2 separate regions of the Homo sapiens genome follow, and region 2 is linked to region 1. A link is a loop called in an ENCODE intact Hi-C map of the cell type or tissue named here. Cell type or tissue: gastrocnemius medialis. All regions are shown on one strand. Each heading gives the region's core, and the rest is flanking DNA. Links, peaks and the distances in the headings are about the cores only.

Region 1 (3,392 bases), core at 1-2,500:
TTTGCAATAACACAAACCTCATTAGCTTGAACTCCACAAACTCAGAATTTGGGCTAATTGGAAAAGAACTGAGCTTAGTTCTACCAACACACTATTTGTAAGAAAAAAAATCCGAGCAATATAGAAGTTATGTAAAATTGCAGGTTATGTTGGCCCTGTTGAGGAGAATAAACTCTTCAAAATCTTAGAGTAACCACCTTCATATGTGGGTCGTGCATACACCTGATATGAGAATTGTCCACACTTGAATTTAATTCTTTGGTATATCCCTTTTTCACCTTTTTTTGGAATTACTGAATGCAGTTAAGAAAATTGCTGAAGGTAGTTTAGCAAATCAACACAATGAAACTGGATTTCGCCAAGGAATAATCTGTGCTTCAGATGTTTTCCTGGTCACTCTCACCTCCTCCCTTCCTCATTCAGAGATCCTAGGTTTTCTCATTGAGACTAGGATGCTGTGTTTTCAAAAGGTGAATGTGAATGAGCAGCTCTGTTTCTAGAGTTTCACCTTTGACATGTAGCTCTGGGAACTCAGCAGGTCTTGAAGCTGCTTCTGTGGACAGAAGAACCCTCGTAGGGCAGGGACACTGGCTCAGGGGGCTCCCCCTTTCTCTGTCCCTCTAGGATGGGAATGTTCTGACCGCTCGGCTGTGAGTGGAGCTGCCCAAGTGGGGCCTTCAGATCACATACCTGTGGCCTGTGCCAGATCCCACAACAGCTACCAGGGAATTGGCTTCCTCCTTAGTCTGCACAAGCCAAGCACAGTTCTCACCTCTCCTAACCCAAGAGTCACCCATAGTCCATACTCAGAGGAGTGGACCCTCCTCTCCTGGGCGTTGGCCTCCCTTCTTGGGGTCAGCAGCTGGGGAAGGCCGGTGCTGAAGGTGCAGGTGCCTTTGTGTGAGCTAGACATGAAATTGGTGACAAGGAAGCTAGGGTGCAGCCCAGGATCCACCCCTGAATCTTACATTCTGAGCTTCATTTATGCTGTCTGTAAAGTGAAGAGAAAAACCCCACTTGTGCTCATAAAATAACAAGATTTCCCCACACGATTATTCAGAGGATAAATTAATGCAGGGAAAATGCACCATCCCAAAGGTAGAGTGCATTGCTGCACAGCAAGGAATGCAGTGCTGGGAACTACTGGGAGGTGGGTGGCATAGACTTACCCGCTCTCACAGGGTTTATGCTCCACCGTTTATGCTCTGTGGCACACAGCTGTAAGAACAACTGGCGGGAAGTGGTCGTGCACAGCCCCGGGCTGGGGAGAAGGGATAGAACTGGCTGACTCAGGACTGCAGCCACAGCATTGGCCTCATCAGCTGCAAACCTTCATCAGCTCAGCCAAGCAACTTGGAGTCCTCTGACTCAGATGTCAGGCTAAGAACTGAATGTCCTGGCCAGTAGCTGGCTGATGTAATTCCCTAGGGCTATCGGATTTAAAGGGCCGAGGTCTTCTGCTGGATAGAGCCCACATGGCCTGCTGTCCCCTGGGCCAAGTGTGGGCTGCCCGCTGGACCATGGAGATGACAGCCAGCGTGTGTCACCTGCCAGTCACAGTCCCCTGGATGGATCCAGCTCAGGCCTTCCTGCTATCTGGGGCCCCCTCTTCTTTGTAGAGGCTGGAGGCTGTGCACAGAGCTTGATTTATGATTTGTTTGGTTTGAAACACTGAGGTTGCTTTTGGGGTTGTGCAGAAGGAGCTGACATGGGTGAATGCCAAAACCCTTTCATCCATTGGCAGAATGCATAGGGGAGGTCAGTTTTGACAATTCCTTTTTTTTTCTTTATTTTTGAGATGGAGTCTTGCTCTGTGGCCCAGGCTGGAGTGGCACAATCTCAGCTCACTGCAACATCTGCCTCCTGGGTTCAAGTGATTCTCCTGCCTCAGCTTTCTGAGTAGCTGGGATCACAGGCACATGCCATCATGCCTGGCTAATTTTTGTATTTTTATTAGAGATGGGGTTTCACCATATTGGCCAGGCTGGTCTCAGACTCCTGACCTCAGATGATATGCCCGCCTCAGCCTCCCAGTGTGATGGAATTACAGGCGTAACCCACTGTGTCCGGCCAACATTTCCATTTTTATTGATGGTGTTATATTACTAACTGTTGGTGGTACCTTAACAATTAAGTCAGCACCCTTTTACCTACTTTCCCTCTCCTGCTACCATTTTCCTATCACCAGATATTTAGCATTCTCCAACTCCAAGCGGGACTGTTCTGAGATCCTGAGCTGACCTTATTCTATATATGATTAGAATAATCTAACATAATTCAGATAAGTTATTCACCCACCATCATTTGACAAAGAAAACAAATCAGAAGATGGTTTTCTTCCAATTGCTGCCTTAGGAAAGACATTTTCTTTTTATTGCATTTGAAATGATTTGCCAGTGAGGGTATTCAGATTGGTCTGCTTGGATGGATCAGTTGTCTGGCAGGTTTTACTGAGAAGATGGAATACAAAAAGTGGATAGTTGAAGTCAGTTAGGTTGCCGATGGGGAAGTGGGGAAACTGAGGACGAGGGTATGGGCTGAGTTGGGGAGGCCATCTCAAGGTGTGAGGAAGGGAATAGCACAGGGCAGGCAGCCAAAGCTGCATCCTGAGGTGCCAGCATAACTGAGAGAGGACGTGCAGCTGGAGGGGCAGCCAGGCCTGCCGCAAGTTCCTGGGAAGTCTCAGAAGGAAAGAGTCACTGACAGCAGGAAGCTGGAGGGGTGTGAGCCTGTCCCATCCCTCCCCACTGAGGCAGCCTTGCCTCAGGGCTAGGTGTGCCCCTGGTGCATGCAACTTCTCAAGCTCTGGCCGAGGGTCTCTGTGTCTGCCTGGTTCCTAGATGGGCCGTGCTATGCAGTGTGTGCTGTTAGTGGATCACATATGAGATGCAGAATGCAGAATGCAGAGGCATGCCCACAGCTCCATGCATCCCCATGGAAACCAGAGAAGCCCTTCAGAGTCCACTTCCTTTAGGGGTCTGTAAGTTCCCTTCTGCAGGAGTTGTAGGCCAACTGCAAGCTTAGAGAGAACACAGTCCTCCACAAAGCTGATAAAAGACATAAGGCGTTTCAAAGCTTTGACTCAGTTTAATCATCAGGATGAAAGCCCTCAGTTGGATTAAGGTCAAGTGTGTCCTGCGGACACGGATATCCACCCCAGGGCATGGGAGGCCAAAGGTCACAGAGCAGTGTGGACCTGAACCGAGGCTTAGGGGCTCATCACTTCCCCCAGAATCAGTCTCACCTGGTGCTTGCATAACCCCAGATGGATGCAGCAGTGAGCCAGGAAGAGCACAAGGCCTTAGGATTTGCAGAGTTTCTCCCTGAGGAGTCACTCAGTAATCATGGGATGTCCATGCCTGTAGCTCAGATCAGCGGTAAGGTTGAGAAAA
Region 2 (3,532 bases), core at 447-2,946, 93 kb before region 1:
GGTGGGCACAGCTGCCCAGCATGCACCAGCGCTTGGGAGAAGAACTGGATCTCCTTGTCTTCTCTCTGGCGGTGCCGCGTGTTCCCCAGTGGGGTCTGAGCTTCCTCACGCCGTCCCATCTGGCCTGACCAAGCCAAACCATGGAATCCCATTCTGATCGGTGTTTCCCAAAGTATATCCTGAAGCACACAAGGCCTGCAAAGTGCTATTTTAGAAAGGGTGGGGGAGGTTTCTACATAGGTAAGATTGGAAAACTGCTAGGCAGTTACCATGAATATTCACATATTTAAGGCTCTGAGAAGTCCTGTAGTAAAATATATTTCTTTTACCTTTTCAGCATGGGATTTTCCAGTCTTATTTAACTGCTTTCCATCTTCACATTACAATCTAGACCTGGTGATTTTGCTGATGATTGTAGTTTGGTTTTGGATACATTTAAAGTGAGTTCCTTTTCAGGCCATTTCTTCTTTGTAGCTTTCATTGGATCTTTCTTCGCTTTCTGATGTATAACTATCTTTTCAGCTAACTCCAGATTTTCTCATGTAAGAGCAATGATTTTATGCCTTTTTTGTGCTATTCTAATTTAGGATTAAAAAAAAATTTTAAGGTTGTAGAAAGGTTGTAATAGTAATAGGATGAACTATACACACTTCGCCCAGATACCCTTATTAAGATTATGGCACATTTGCCTTTGTTCTTAGTTACTGTTTTTTCTTCTGAACCGTTTAGGAGTAAGTTGTGGCATGATGTCCCTTTAGTCTGAATTATTACAGTGTAAAATTTCTAAGAACAAGAACTTCTATAACCACAGTACCTTATAAAAACCAGGAAGTTAACATTGACGACGCAGTTCATTGTCTAATCTATACCCTTCTTCCTAATTGCCTCCTTTATAGCAAAAGAACATCTTCATCCTAAATCTTCTCTCCCAGCATGTATTCATAATCTTGACCTGCGTTTCGAGTAGAAGCCAATTCTTGTAGAGTGTGCCTGGGCTCAGCCTAGGCTCCTCACTCATGGTGAGATTCAGGCTATGCATTTTTGGCGGGAGCACCCCCGAAAAGTGATGTTGTGTCATCTTCAGTACATCGTCTCCGGAAGCCCTCAAGGTCAATTTGTCTCATTGCTAGTGGTGGTAATTTAGACACTTGATGAAGAAGATGCTGTCGGCCGGATTTCTCCACTGTAAAGCTATTATTTTCCCCTTTGTAGTAAATAAGTATTAACAGTACAATACTTTGATGCCATGAAAATACTCTTTTTTCTCATCCACCTTTCATCTGCTGGTTTCAGCATTTGTTGAAGATCCCCCCTCCTTCGTTAATTGTTAGTTACTACAGTAATTGCCAAAGGGTAGTTTTTGAATACATCTTGCCTTTATTTATTGGCTGACATTCTCCTCCAAGAAAGATTTTCATCTTCTCCCGTATTAATTTATTTGCTTATTTATTTTTAAATAATACTACAGACACGGATTCCGATTTCATGGGTTATGATTCATTACTTTTAAAATTCATTTTGATGCCCAGATTTAGTCATCCTGCCTCCTGTGTCTTTTTGACATGTCCTCATTATTCTTTGAGCACTTCTTGATATGCAGGCACAAAATAATCCTTTTCATCCTATAGTTTCCCTGCCCTAACCCTGTAGTCAGGCATATCCCCAAGGAGCCCAGCTTTTTTCCAATGGAGAATGACAATTCAGAATTACCGTCTTGGTGCTTGCCTGGTGTGCTGTTGCCCCTAGAGGCCACTTAAATGCCAAAGCACTGCACTGAAGCATTGTGGCTCCAAGCCTGTGTGTGTGTGTGTGTGTGTGTGTGTGTGTGTGTAAGAGAGTGTGTGTGTGTGATTAGTTCCAGATTTTAAAATATTTTAGCAATCAACTATTTTCCCTTCCCCAGGCTTTTTCTCCTCCGTGACAGCCAGAGTAATCCAAAGGCATTTGTACTCACACTGTGTCATCACCAGAAAATTAAAAATTTCCAGATCTTACCTGTAAGTATTGATGTTCTCAGACCAGTCCTTGTGGTTTGTTTTCTGGTTTCATTCTTAATGCAATTTTCAAGTTATAAACCGACAAGACCGGTAAGTATCAGACAGTTTCAAGGCTGCAGTTAAGAAACTTTCAAGAATTTCTTTACAGGTTTGTCTTTTGAAATTAGAAAAACATTTCCCTGGAAATAATCCTGAAAGTGGTGATAGGGTGTTGAGGCCCCCCTTGAGCCTGTGAGCTCTTGGTTGCAGCAGAAAGGGTACTGATGGGGAGGATCAAGGTCGCAGGAAGGGGAGGTGGAGGAGAATTAGCTGAGGGCCCACAGCTGAAAGGGTACTGATGGGAAGGATCAAGGTCACAGGAAGGGGAGGTGGAGGAGAATTAGCTGAGGTCGCAGCAGCTGTGAGCACGTGGGTCTGGAAGGCAGGAGTTGTGCAGCAGGATTGCCTGTTGGCTGCTGGAGTCTGAGGAGTCTTGTAATTTGTCCTGGTGTACACCAGGGCTATCCAAGAAGCGTTAAGTGGCCTCCCAAAGAGTAATTTTGTTTCTCCTTCCACATGGTCCTTGGATCTAAAGACCATTCTCCCTTTGAACAATTCCAAAAACTTCATTACAGAATACATTAATCAACACTACTTTTTTTGACAAAGCACTTTATGTTTGATTCGCCTGATGTTTACCTCTCACTTCAGTATGCCACAGTTCAATTCTAGTTCATGATTAGAGTGCTAGATCAGCGCCTACAAGAATTCAGTTTAGTTGAGAATACAATACACAAAATTAATAGCAGCTGTTTACATGCTGAATTGATAAATTCTGCAGGTAATGATAATGTTTGTGAAATGCATCCTGTGGAACCCAAACTCTACCAAAAGAGGCTGGCTGGACAGTTTCCTCTCAGAGATTCAATCTGCATGTCAGCAAAGAAAAAGCTCTGAGAAGGCTTAAATTAACTAAACTCACCTGTTTTACACAGTTGAACCTGGAGTTCTTCAGGCTTATCTGACCCCCAGGACTTTGTTATGATCTCAAGAATCGTGTAGTGACTGGCAGCCATGGACCATACAGGATGAGGAGGGTGTCTTGCTTAGCTTTTGTGAGCCAGGGGAAGGCAGTGTGCCACGCACTGTCTTTTCTGTGGCTGCTTGCTTCCTGCTGTGTGCTGACATCCCCACCTTACTCGTGAGGAAAATGAGGCTCATGGCTGTCAGTGGCTTTTCCTGCACCGCACTGGGGTGAGGAACAGAATCTGGGGTTGAGCCCAGCCTTCCCAGCTTCCAGCCAACCTTATATGCAAATACAGGAATTACTGTCCTAGGGAAAGTGCTGCATAGACAATCCTTTTTGTTCTTCTACTGCATTATATTATTCACACAGTTATAATTCTTTTAGCTCAAAATATAAAATGAAAAGTGATTGACATTTTAGGCTGGATGAGTAAATTAAAAAAAAAAAAGAAAGAAAGGGGGCTTTCGTGGTAGGCAGAGTGTGTAATGCCCAAATCCTACAAGTAACAAAAGAACAGCAACTTGGGACT

Evidence for each region. Peaks named below come from ENCODE experiments on the same cell type or tissue, not always from the same donor. Only the 100,000 strongest peaks of a DNase experiment are listed, where the experiment ranks them.
Region 2: a loop joins it to region 1, with 1.8 times the contacts of the local background. A loop is called at or near these places in 3 of 110 quality-filtered maps.

The regions. Positions count from the first base shown.
Region 1 is chr7:50,500,472-50,503,863 of GRCh38, reverse strand. All of the region lies in intron 7 of DDC (dopa decarboxylase), which reads left to right. Among named protein-coding and RNA genes, the nearest start is that of DDC-AS1, 30 kb to the left of the region's middle. RefSeq lists enhancers at 982-1,481, 1,219-1,513, 1,482-1,983. In gastrocnemius medialis, for the core only: no CTCF peak of the experiment used is centred there; DNase peaks (open chromatin) are centred at 701, 1,413 and 1,873; H3K4me3 peaks cover 545 bases; H3K27ac peaks cover 2,500 bases.
Region 2 is chr7:50,593,902-50,597,433 of GRCh38, reverse strand. GRB10 (growth factor receptor bound protein 10) reads left to right here. Exons shown (of 19, transcript NM_001350814.2): 18 at 1,904-1,997. Among named protein-coding and RNA genes, the nearest start is that of DDC, 30 kb to the right of the region's middle. In gastrocnemius medialis, for the core only: a CTCF peak has its summit at 1,744; no DNase peak of the experiment used is centred there.